3 separate regions of the Homo sapiens genome follow, and all the other regions are linked to region 1. Evidence: chromatin contacts called from ENCODE Hi-C or POLR2A ChIA-PET data. All regions are on one chromosome and are shown on one strand. Each heading gives the region's core, a stretch centred on a gene start or an enhancer-like site at or near the end of the contact. The rest is flanking DNA. Distances are from core to core; before and after follow the strand shown.

Region 1 (4,068 bases), core at 772-3,271:
ATGTTAGAAAGTGTGGGCCTGGGGAATCCTAACTAGAAGGCCCCTGGTGCTGGGGAAATTAGGGTAGGAGATGCTGCATTGTTTACTATGAAAATTCCAGTCACTGCTCTTTTAGCAGTCATGCTAGTACATTAGCCAAGGCTGTTTATAAAGGTATAGTAAACTTTCACTTCTGCAAGGTCAGTGAGACTCTCATTTGCAAAAGATCATCTTGTTGCCAAGAACAAATCACCACCTAGTGAAACATTTAGCTCAGCCATGAAAGTGAAACCAGATGACGAATGAACTAGTGTCCACACAGACCCTAGGTGTCTCTGGGCAGTAGGAGCTATTGAAAGTTTTAGATTTGCTTTTTGGAAAGATCGTGCTGGCTACCCTGTGGAGGATGGAGTTAAGAGGGACAAGTTGGAAGACCACTTATGAAGGAAGTGAAGTTGTCTAGGGGAGGGATGCTGAAGCCTGAACTACAGATGTGGTCCAAGAGAGGAAGGAACACGTTTGAAACATATTTAAGAGGTGTGCTTTGGCCGAGTGCGGTGGCTCATGCCTGTAATCCCAGCACTTTGGGAGGCCAAGGCAGGTGGATCACTTGAGTCCAGGAGTTTGAGACCAGCCTGAGCAACATTGCAAAACACCATTTCTACAAAAATATAAAAAATTAGCCGAGTGTGGTGGTGTGCGCCTGTAGTCCCAGCTACTTGGGAGGCTGAGGTGGGAGGATCATTTGAGCCTGGGAGGTGAAGGTTGCAGTGAGCTGAGACTGCACGACTGCACTCCAGCCTGGGTGATAGAGTGAGACCCCATCTCAAAAAAAAAAAAAAAAAGAAAAGAAAAAAATAAAAGGTTGTGTTTGGCAGCACTGATAACTGAATGATGCAGGCGGTGAGAGTGAGGGAATAATCCAAGATTATTCCTGGTGCCAGGTTTTCAGGTGACTGGGAGAATGGTGATCCCATCAGGACCCCAAGCAGAAGGCGGGGGTTGGAGGGAAAGATGATAGGTTGAGTTTTGGCCAGGGTGTGTCAGAAGAGCCCTGAGATATCCTGGGGGAGACGCTGGGTTGGCAACTCCATGTGTGAGCTTGAATCTCAGAAGAGAGATCAGGGCCACAATGAGTTGTCAGCAGTGGGTGTCACTTAAACCATGAGAGTGGTTGAAATATCACAGGGTGGACAGAATGAAACCATGAAGAAGGTGTGGGAGAGGTACAAGGAGAATCAGGAAAGGTCAGAGGGCCAGAGAGGCCAAGGGAGCAGAGTTTAGAGGTATGATATGGCACAGTGCAGTGGTTCTCTAAGGGCCTACGAATTGCCTGGAGAGCTTGGAAAAATGTAGATTCCTCCTCAGGGGACCTGGAATAACCAGTACGATTCTGGAAGAAAGAAAAACCTGGAGGACTTACACTTCCTGATTTATTTACTTTCCTTTCTCCTTTCTCCTTTCTTCCTTCCTCCCTCCCTCCCTCCCTCTCTTCCTTCCTTCCTTCCTTCTTTGGAAGAAAAACCTGGAATACTTACACTTCCTGATTTATTTCCTTTCCTTTTCCTCCCTCCCTCCCTTCCTTTCTTCCTTCCTTCCCTCCATCCTTCCTCCCTCCCTCCCTCCCTTTTCTTTTTTCTTTTTTGAGACAGGGTCCTACTCTGTCACCCAGGCTGGAGTACAGTGGCGTGATCTCGTCTTACTGCAGCCTCCACCTCCTGGGCTCAAGGGATCCTCCCACCTCAGCCTCCTGAGTAGCTGGGACTACCAGCATGTGCTACCACGCTCAGTTGATTTTTAAACTTTTTGTAGAGATGAGGTCTCACTATATTGCTGAGGCTGGTCTTGAACTCCTAGGCTCAAGCGATCCTCCTGCCTTGGCCTCCCAAAGTGTTGGGATTACAGGTGTGAGTCACCATTGTGTGACCTGCCCTATACCATTACTCACCTTCTTCAAACTTCTAATAATAAACAAGAAATACCTACTGTTTAATGACCTCCTACTGTGTACCAGGCCCTGAGCCCCAAGACCCACAGCTCTGACCTCATTTACTCAACACAATGGCTTTGTGAGCTAGGAGCTAGGTGGGTCAGCCTGAGGGGCTGGTTTCCGTAGTGAGTCCTCTCCTGCCCACATCTGGCCTTTGCCTGAGCTGGCCCCAAATTTCATCTCCTCTGTGTCTCCTCTGAGTTGATAGGACTGGAAGCCCCTGGCTGTCTGTAATCAAGTCCACAAAGGTTCATGAGTCAAATCAGAAGTCAATGTACTGTTTCCCAAAGAGAAATTTTCTGTCAGATGGACTTCCTGGCACCTTCTCCCCTGCAGCAGCTCTTTGAGTGCTGGGTGAACTTGCTCTAGGCCTGGCAAGTTGAGAACACAGTCTGAGAGTTCAATGCCTATGGGCTCTGAGCCTTGCCCAGGCCACTTCACCAACAGGGAAATGCCTGCCAGGAGGACCCAACACTTGGGCCTGGCAGGCCACCATCTCCCTGGCTCTGCTCCCGTGGGCCTCACCGCAGTGTGCCTCAGTGACATCCCCTTTTCACCGATCTTTGGCATCCAATGAACACATCTTTTCTTCACCTCCAGCCAGGTATCCTTTATGTCTCTTGAGGGTAACTTTGCATGCCCTGATCCATGAACAGTCAATTTCCTAGACTGAAATTTGGGAAAGCTTATTGCCAAGAGCCATGGACTGGGAGTACCTTATTTTGCCCCTTTCTCCACTTACTGCCCACACAGTTTCAGGAAGGAAGCAGTGGGTTAAGTAAATGATGACGTCTATTCACAGGAATACCTTGCAGCTTTACACATTAATGAGGTACCATGATTTAAAAAAAAAGTCTACTATATTATTAAAAGAGCAAATTGTGTAATATGTATAGTATGGGCCTGTTTGCATTTAGAGTGCTACATTTTTCCTTCCCCCTCTTCCTCTCCCTTCCCTTCCCTCCCTCTCTCTCCCTCTTTTCTTTCATTCCTTTCTTTCAACCAGTATTTAGTCAATGCCTACTGTGTGCCAGGCACTGTTCTAAGTACTAGGATACAGCAGGGAACAAGTCCTCTGTCTCATGGAATTATATTCTTATGAAGAGAGACAGATTTTTAAAACCCAAAAACATGACATATGGATGTCAGATGATGAAAAATGCCCTGGAGAGAAAGAAACCATGAGTGAGGCAGATACAGGGATTATGAGTTGGGGGGTCTGGGGAACAGCACTTTGAATAGGTTGGGCCAGAGAAGACCTGATGGCATTTGCAGGAGGTGAGGGAGTGAGCAGTGCAGGTATCTTGGGGAACAACTCTATTCTGTGGTTCCATACCTTGATATCTACCTGTGCATCTAGTTATCACTCAGACATATTTACTTTGTTTGTTTGTACACACACAGACCAAGGCTGAGTGGATACCCACCCAACTGTTACCAGGGGCTACCTCTGGAGAATTGGCTGGGGTTGAGTAGTGTTGGGGAACGGGATGCTTTTACTCCACACAAATCAGTACTGTTATATTTATTTATTTTTAACAATAAGCACATATTGCTTTTACAGTTTAAACTTTTATAGGCGCAGTGTCTCATGCCTATAATCCCAGCACTTTGGGAGGCTGAGGCGGGTGGATCGCTTGAGGTTAGAAGTTCAAAATCAGCCTGGGCAACATGGTGAAACCCTGTCTCTACTAAAAACACAAAAAAATTAGCTGGGCATGGTGGCGGGTGCCTGTAATCCCAGCTACTCGGGAGGCTAAGGCAGGAGAATTGCTTGAACCTGGAAGATGGAGGTTGCAGTGAGCCGAGATCGTGCCATCACACTCCAGCCTAGGCAACAGAGCAAGACTCTGTCTCAAAAAAAAGAAAGAAAGAAAGAAAGAAAAAAACACTTTTTTAAAAAATGAACTTTTATAGCCCTGTCCCCTCCCAAAAGAGAGTATGGTCAGCAGAGTCGTCTTGCTGCTTTGACCAGTGGTATCAAGGAATAAATGAGATAATTGATACGTGATTGCCAGTGGTTGTGCCTATGTCTAGAAAAGGTTAAATTTTGTTTCCTTCTCATATTCTTCCCCTCAGTGCCCAGGCAGGGCTAGGTA
Region 2 (3,869 bases), core at 1,211-3,710, 170 kb before region 1:
TTTAAAATACAATTGTAATTTATATATTCTTCTTACCTTATGTTATAAAGAGGTTGTGTCTGATGTACTACTATATTGCATTTTGGACATCTGTTGCTGTAGTAAAAATGTCTTACGATGCAGCTTTTACAAACTGTTGAAAAAGAATGTTGAAGTCAGGATGCTTTCAAGACATTTCAAAAACTGAAAAATTATTCAGAAATGTGATCGGTATGCTTACAGGTATGAAGACATTCTGTGATGGTAGTTGCATCTATTAAGTAACCTTTGCAAATGGAACACAAGATGTATGGGGTCAGCTCAGAGAGATTAATCAGGCGCTGCAAATAAACGGAAACAGTTTTAAAATACAAGTCCTTGCCTTTTACAAATTCTTTTTTTTTTTTTGAGACAGAGTCTCACTCTGTAGCCCAAGCTGAGTGCAGTGATGTCATCTCGGTTCACTGCAACCTCCGCCTCCTGGATTAAAGCGATTCTCCTGTCTCAGCCTCCCGAGTAGCTGGGATTACAGGCGCGCACAACCACGCCTGGCTAATTTTTGTATTTTTAGTAGAGATGGGGTTTCACCATGTTGGCCAGGCTGGTCTCGAACCCCTGGCCTCAGGTGATCCACCCGCCAAGGCCTCCCAAAGTGCTAGGATTACAAGCATGAGCCACCGCGCTCAGTCCACCTTCTTCAAAACCTTAAACCATAATCTCAAAATGTCATTGCAACATGGAAACATACACCTCCAACCCATTAAAAGACTACTGAAAGTTACAATAATAACACAATATAAATTATTGTTTCTTTCTTTCCGTTTTTTTTTTTTTTTTTTTGAGAGGGAGTCTGCCTCTGTCGCCCAGACTGGAGTGCAGCGGCAAGATCTCGGCTCACTGCAACCTCCGCCTCCCAGATTCAAGTGATTCTCCTACCTCAGCCTCCTGAGTAGCTGAGATTACAGGCGCGTGCCACCACGCCCCGCTACTTTTTGTATTTTCAGTAGAGAAGGGGTTTCACCGCTTTGGTCAGGCTGAACTCCTGACCTCGTGTTTCGCCTGCCTCGGCCTCCCAAAGTGCGGGGATTATAGGCGTGAGCCACACCGCGCCCAGCCAAATTATTGTTTCAAAAGGATCTTTACGCTGGGCGCAGTGGCTCACGCCTGTAATCCCAGCACTTTGGGAGGCCGAGGCGGGCGGATCACGAGGTCAGGAGATCGAGACCATCCTGGCTAACACGGTGAAACCCCGTCTCTACTAAAAATACAAAAAATAAGCCGGGCGTGGTGGCGGGCGCCTTGTAGTCCCAGCTACTCTAAAGGCTGAGGCTGGAGAATCGCTTGAACCTGGGAGGCGGAGGTTGCAGTGAGCCGAGATCGCGCCACTGCACTCCAGCCTGGGCGACAGAGCGAGACTCCGTCTCAAAAACAAAACAAAACAAAACAAAACAAAAGGATCTTTACTGCCTAGTAAGCAGTAGCTTCAATAATTATACAGGACAGGCAACGTGGCTCACGCATGTAATCTTTCGGAAGGCCAGAGAGGGAGAATCTCTTGAACCCAGGAGTTCGAGAACAGCCTGGGAACATAGGGAGCCCTCCTCGCTACAAAAAAAAAAAAAAATGTTTAATTAGCCCGGCGTGGTGGCGCGTGCCTGTAGTCCCAGCTACTCCGGAGGCTGAGGCGGGAGGATCGCCTGAGGCCAGGAGTTGGAGGCTGCAGTGAGCCATGGTCGCGCCACTGCACTCCAGCCTGGGAGACCCTGTCTCAAAATAATTATAATTATTAACAGAACGAATGAGTTGGACTCGCAGAGCCTAAGTGACCTGCAAGAACTTCACAAAATAAGCGGGTAAAGACCCAGGCCGGGCCGGAGGCCTGTCGGCGCCACACGCCTAGGCAGCCGGGGCAGAGGTCGGGGGAGGTCCGCTCCAGTGCTCCGCGCGGCGGCGGCGCACTAGGATCGGGCCGGCGCCCGGCAGACGAGGGCCAGCTACGTCCCTGACGCCGCTTGGGCCCAGCGGGGTCGCGCGGGGGCTCTAAATACCTCCTCCTCGTCCTCCGAGTCCTGCCGGCCTCCCTCCAGCCTCAACGAGAAGTGACTCATGTCCTCCTCCTCCTCCTCTTCTTCCTCCTCCAGCTCCTCTTCTTCTTCCAACTCCTCGTCCTCGTCCTCGAAGCGGCCTCTGAAGCGGCCCAGGCTGCGCTCCGGCTCCAGCTCAGGGGGCCGGGAGCCGGAGCAGCCGGGAGCCCCCGTCTCAGACAGAGGCGCCGGTCCCTCCTCACCCGCTGCGGGTGCAGGGGTGAGGGCGGGCGGGGAGACAGGAGGCGGAGGCGGCAAGGCTGCAGCTCCCTCGGTTTTGGCAGCGCCTACGCTGCCCGCCGTCACCACCGCGACCCCCTCCATGGTCGGGAGAGACACCAGGCGAGGCGAGGCGGCGGGAGAGCGCGGGAGTTCGGCCGGCCTCGGACGCCACCACTGCGCAGGCGCGGCAGCCTGAGGGGCTCGCCGGGAAATGTGGTTTAGCGGCCCTCACCTCCGCGGGGCGCAAACCCTGCAGCTCCGGGGCAGGCTGCGGGGCGCGCGGGCCGCACTTTAAAGGAATCTCACCAGATTTTCTCCTTGGAAGGGGACGCTCTCTTCGCCGCCTTTTAAAAACAGCAAAATTGCTACCGTTCCAAGCAACAATATTCTGTTTGCATCACCTAATTCACAGAGCACTGAACTAGGTAGCATGTGACGTTGCATCACAAATAATAATCATTTCCACTTGAGTACCAATTATGCATTTCCTCTGTGGCAAATCACCTCCATCCAAGATTATTTCCCTTAGGAAGTATAAAGTTCCTGTTCTGAAGTATGTACGTTTATTTATTTTAAGGAATTATATAGTGTATTGATACAAGGTGAAAATCTAATCACTACTCAAAGATCATCCATGTCACCCCATCCCATAAAGCCCATTATATTGAATTCGAAAAGCTTTTTTTTTTTTTTTTTGAGACAGTTTCGCTCTTGTCGCTCAGGCAGGAGTGCAGTGGCGCTCACTTGCAACCTCCGCCTCCCGGGTCCAAGCGATTCTGCCTCAGGCTCCCAAGCAGCTGGGACTACTGGCGCCTGCCACCACGCCCAGCTAACTTTTGTATTTTCAGTAGAGACAGGGTTTCACCATGTTGACCAGGCTAGTCTCAAACTTCTGATCTCAGGTGATCCACCCGCCTCAGCCTCCCAAAGTGTTGGGTTACAGGCCTGAGCCAGGGCGCCGGGCCCAACAAACATTTATTGAGGGCCTACTGTAGCAGAAACTCAGACCCACCCAGGTACAACCCACCCCATTGCCCAATTTTATTAAGAGAGGTTTGGAGTTGGCTTAACATTATTCTTGCTAGTCCGGGCGCGGTGGCTCACACCTGTAATCCCAGCACTTTGGGAGGCCGAGGCGCGCAGATCATGAGGTCAGGAGTTCAAGACCAGCCTAGCCAACATGGTGAAACCCCGTCTCTACTAAAAATACAAAAATTAGCTGGGCATGGTGGCGCGTGCCTGTAATCCCAGCTACTTGGGAGGCTAAGGCAGAAGAATCACTTGAGCCCAGGAGGCGGAGCTTGCAGTGAGCTAAGATCGTGCCACTGCACTCCAGCCTGGGCTACAGAGTGAGACTCCATCTCAAAACAAAACAAAACAAAACAAAACAAAACAAAAAACAAAAAAACCATTATCCTTGCTAAGATAATGCCAGCTAATGTCACGATGCCTGCAAGAAAGATTCGGGAAGTCAAATGCTCCTAATCAAATAATGCCTGGCAAAGTCACATTTAAGAGCTGAATGTGACCAGGCACAGTGGCTCCCGCCTGTAATCCCAGCACTTTGGGAGGCTGAGGCAAGCG
Region 3 (3,734 bases), core at 694-3,193, 250 kb after region 1:
GATGGGATCTCACTGTGAGGCTAGTCTCAAGATCCTGGCTTCAAGCGATCCTCCTACCTTGGCCTCCCAAAGCACTGACATTACAGGTGTGAGCCACTGTGCCCAGGACACGTCAGCATTCTCAATCAGGACACAGAATTTCAATGTCTGGATATTGCCAGCTACAAGTGCCACACAGAATGAACTCTTACTTGGTTTGCTCTGGAGTCTGAGCTCAGAGATTTGCTTTCGTTGAAAGCTGACCTGTGGGCAGAAAAGGTGTCCCTGGCAGCTGGTTAGCTGTGCTTCCATTTTCCGTGGCCAGTGGTCCATGGGGGTGGGGGATGACTGACAGGGGGACCAGCTCCGGGGCTCTGCTGGCTTATCCTGGTGGTGGGATATTGCTGCCATAGTGTATTTACCCACTCCCCTACTGTTGGATATTTAGGTTGTTTCTGACTTCTCACTACTATATATAGCACTGTCGTGAATCCCCTTGTTCACATGTCTACGCACACTTCCTTAATAACAATGCATTTCTTTTTACTTTTTATCTTGTTGTATTCTATGCATATTTATAAGTACCTTAAATCTTTTCCATAAGAAGAATGAGAATTCATAAATGGATAACTAACATGTCATTGGGGCCTCTGAGAAATGACTCCATAGGTTTCTGATGAAGAGGTACAGAGATGTCTGAGGAGAGAGGTGGGCCCAGCAACACGCGCCCAGGTATGGAACGCTTTGTCCTTATCTCAACCACCTGTCTCCTGAAACAAGGTGACCCGCTATTCCACCACAAGTGGTGAGACCTCACCCAAGGTGCTATATCTCTCTGGGGCTTAAGGGAGTTAGGCTACCAAAACTTGACATTTTTTCCCCAGCTCTGACATGCATATGTTCTCCGACTCCTCCATCTCTTTCAGACCTAAGAGTCTGAGATTCTCACAGTGCAGAGGGAATGTGATGCTGTGGGGAGTGGGCAGGGGCAGGCAGGACTCATGCATTCATTCCTTTCCCCCAAGAACCGTTTCTGTATGCCTTCTCCATGTCAGGCTCTGCCTTAGGTGCTAGAAATAAGTTAAACTGTAGCCTCATGGCCAGGCGCAGTAGCTCACGCCTATAATCCCAGCACTTTGGGAGGACAAGGCAGGAGGACTGCTTGAGGCTAGGAGTTCACAGACCAGCCTGCGAAACCCCATCTCTACTAAAAAAAAGTACAAAAATTAGGTGGGCATGGTGGTGCACATCTGTAGTCCCAGCTGAGGCAGGAGAATCGCTTGAACCTCGGAGGCGGAAGCTGCTGTGAGCCAAGATCGTGCCACTGCACTCCAGCCTGGGCAACAGAGCGAGACTCCGTCAAAACAACACACACACACACACACACACACACACACACACACACACACAGACACACACATACCCTGCAGCCTTCACATCAAGGAGCCAGGCTTCACAACCTTCAACATGCATCTGCAGCTCTTGGCAAGTTCTGATTCAGCAGGTCTGGGCAGGACCTCAGGTGCTGAGCCCAGCCACACCTGTCACCTAATCCCACCACCAGGATAAACCAGCAGAGCCCCGGAGCTGCTCTCCGTCAGTCATCCCCCACCCCCATGGACCACTGGCCGCGGAAAACGGAAGCACAGCTAACCAGCTGCCAGGGACACCTTTTCTGCCCACAGGTCAGCTTTCAACGAAAGCAAATCTCTGGGCTCAGACTCCAGAGCAAACCAAGTAAGAGTTCATTCTGTGTGGGGCTTGTACTTGCAAAGCTGCACAGTTCAGCATCTTGGCCCTCAATACGTCAGATCGGCGGGCGGTGAGAGACAGTTCAAATGTCACCCCTCCTAGAGGGCCAGGCAGGCTGCAAAGCGGGCTCTAACCTGGTCAGTACCCAATTTGCAGGGCTAGTTTCCACAGATAAAACAATCGGGGCTGAGCGGGGCTGTCTCCTGAACCTGCTGCCCCGCCCTCTGGGAGGAAGAAGGCTGGGCGCGGGGGCGGTGAGGCAGGAAGGCCCCGCCCAGCAGAGAGTTCTCCGGGACCACCTTTGCAGGCAGGAAGCAGATTCTCCTGTCACTCCAGCACGGGCCTGACTCAGGCTGGAGGAAAAGCAGGGCCCATCGCCAGAGTCCTGGCTGGAGTGAGAGGCATTTGGCTAATGGAGCCCCTCGCAACCACATCAGAACCTCGCAGTGTGTGGAGGCGGCCAGGCTGTTTATCTAAAGGGTGGATCGTGTGAGAGATAGGGGACAGCTGGGCTCCACGCGCTGGCTCCAGCCAGAGAAAGCTGATTCGGCAGCTCTCCCAGGGCAGGGCTCCGCAGCAATCCACGCAGGGGAGAGGGGAGGACGGGCGAGCCCAGCTGGGGCACATCTGTAACCCAAGAGGCCGGCTCCTCGCCCCTCCCAGAGGGTGGAGCTCCCAGAGACTCAAGCTTTCAGGCCCCAATCCTCAAACCTTCATCCTTGTGCCCTTTCTATCTAGCTCAAGAAAAAAGGGTGCATTACTACAAAAAGCTGGTGGCTTTCCTGACCCAGAAATTCCCCTTAAAAAGAGACAAGGACAGCCGGGCGCGGTGGCTCACGCCTGTAATCCCGGCACTTTGGAAGGCCAAGGCGGGGTGGATCACCTGAGGTCAGGGGTTCGAGACCAACCTGACCACATGGTGAAACCCTATCTCTACTGAAAATACAAAAATTAGCTGGGCGTGGTGGCGGGCGCCTATAATCGCAGCTACTCAGGAGGCTGAGGCAGGTGAATCGCTTGAGCCTGGCAGGCGGGGGTTGCAGTGAGCTGAGATCTCACCATTGCACTCCAGCCTGTGTGTCAAGAGTGAAACTCTGTCTCAAAAAAAAAAAAAAAAAGAGAAAAAAAGAGACAAGGCCACCCAGTCTCTGTGGGGACCATGCAAGATTGCGGGAAACCTCAGAATTCATTTGTTCATTCTACTTAGCTGAGGACTAAGCAGTCCCCTGTGTTACATGCAGGGGACACATCAGCGAGCATCACAGAAGAAGAGAGGGACAATAATGATAAGTGTGGTTTTTCTTCTCTTTTCTTTCTTTCTTTTTTTTTTTTTTGAGACGGAGTCTCGCTCTGTTGCCCAGGCTGCAGTGCAGTGGTGCAATCTCGGCTCACTGCAACCCCCTCCTCCCAGGTTCAAGCGATTCTTCTGCCTCAGCCTCTTGAGTAGCTGGGATTACAGGTGTGTGCCACCATGCCCGGCTAATATTTTGTATTTTTAGTAGAGACGGGGTTTCACCATGTTGGTCAGGCTGGTCTTGAATTCCTGAGCTCAAGTGATCTGCCTGCCTCAGCCTCCCAAAGTACTGGGATTACAGGTGTGAGCTACTGTGCCCAGCCTTCTTTTCTTTCTTTGAGACAGGGTCGAGCTTTTGTTTCCTAGGCTGGAGTGCAGTGGCACAATCCCAGCTCACTGCAGCCTTGACTTTCTGGGCTCAAGTGATCCTCCCACTTCAGCCTCCTGAGTAGCTGGGATTACAGGTGTGCACCACCCAGTTAATTGTCTTTTTTTCTTTTAGAGACAGGGTCTCACTATGTTGCCCTGGCTGATCTTGAACTCCTGGCCTCAAGTGGTCCTCCTGTCCTGGCCTCCCAAAGTGCTGGGATTACAGGCATGAACCATCATGCCTAGCCATTTTCTTTATATTTATTCTCTTTGGGAGTTCACAGGGCTTCTTGAATCTGTAAGTTGATAATTTTCACAATATTTGGAAAATTTGTGGCCA

The links. A loop is a pair of places that touch in the nucleus more often than their neighbours do. ChIA-PET counts read pairs that join two places held with the same protein, here RNA polymerase II (POLR2A). Pooled maps may share reads with other maps.
Region 2: a loop to region 1 is called in a pooled map, with 2.8 times the contacts of the local background. The contact joins the promoter of PCGF6 here to the promoter of NEURL1-AS1 in region 1. A Hi-C loop is called at or near these places in 6 of 50 pooled maps. POLR2A ChIA-PET finds 5 or more read pairs at or near these places in 5 of 52 experiments (OCI-LY7, Panc1, WTC11 and 2 more).
Region 3: a loop to region 1 is called in a pooled map, with 2.7 times the contacts of the local background. The contact joins the enhancer-like site here to the promoter of NEURL1-AS1 in region 1. A Hi-C loop is called at or near these places in 1 of 50 pooled maps. POLR2A ChIA-PET finds 5 or more read pairs at or near these places in 3 of 52 experiments (GM12878, H1 and WTC11).

What each region holds. Positions count from the first base shown.
Region 1 is chr10:103,515,421-103,519,488 of GRCh38, forward strand. It overlaps NEURL1-AS1 (NEURL1 antisense RNA 1), which reads right to left and starts at 2,022. Exons shown (of 4, transcript NR_120675.1): 1 at 1,966-2,022. The region is part of intron 1 of NEURL1 (neuralized E3 ubiquitin protein ligase 1); the gene reads left to right. RefSeq lists enhancers at 95-174, 195-354.
Region 2 is chr10:103,348,680-103,352,548 of GRCh38, forward strand. PCGF6 (polycomb group ring finger 6) reads right to left here and starts at 2,461. Exons shown (of 10, transcript NM_001011663.2): 1 at 2,028-2,461; 2 at 221-320; 3 at 37-133. The coding sequence starts at 2,387. RefSeq lists an enhancer at 1,689-2,194 and a silencer at 2,360-2,589.
Region 3 is chr10:103,770,393-103,774,126 of GRCh38, forward strand. The region is part of intron 2 of SH3PXD2A (SH3 and PX domains 2A); the gene reads right to left. Among named protein-coding and RNA genes, the nearest start is that of SH3PXD2A-AS1, 25 kb to the left of the region's middle. RefSeq lists an enhancer at 950-1,920. Within about 2 kb of position 1,944, at least 33 of the 41 ENCODE cell types and tissues checked have a DNase peak (open chromatin) inside an H3K27ac peak, as active enhancers do.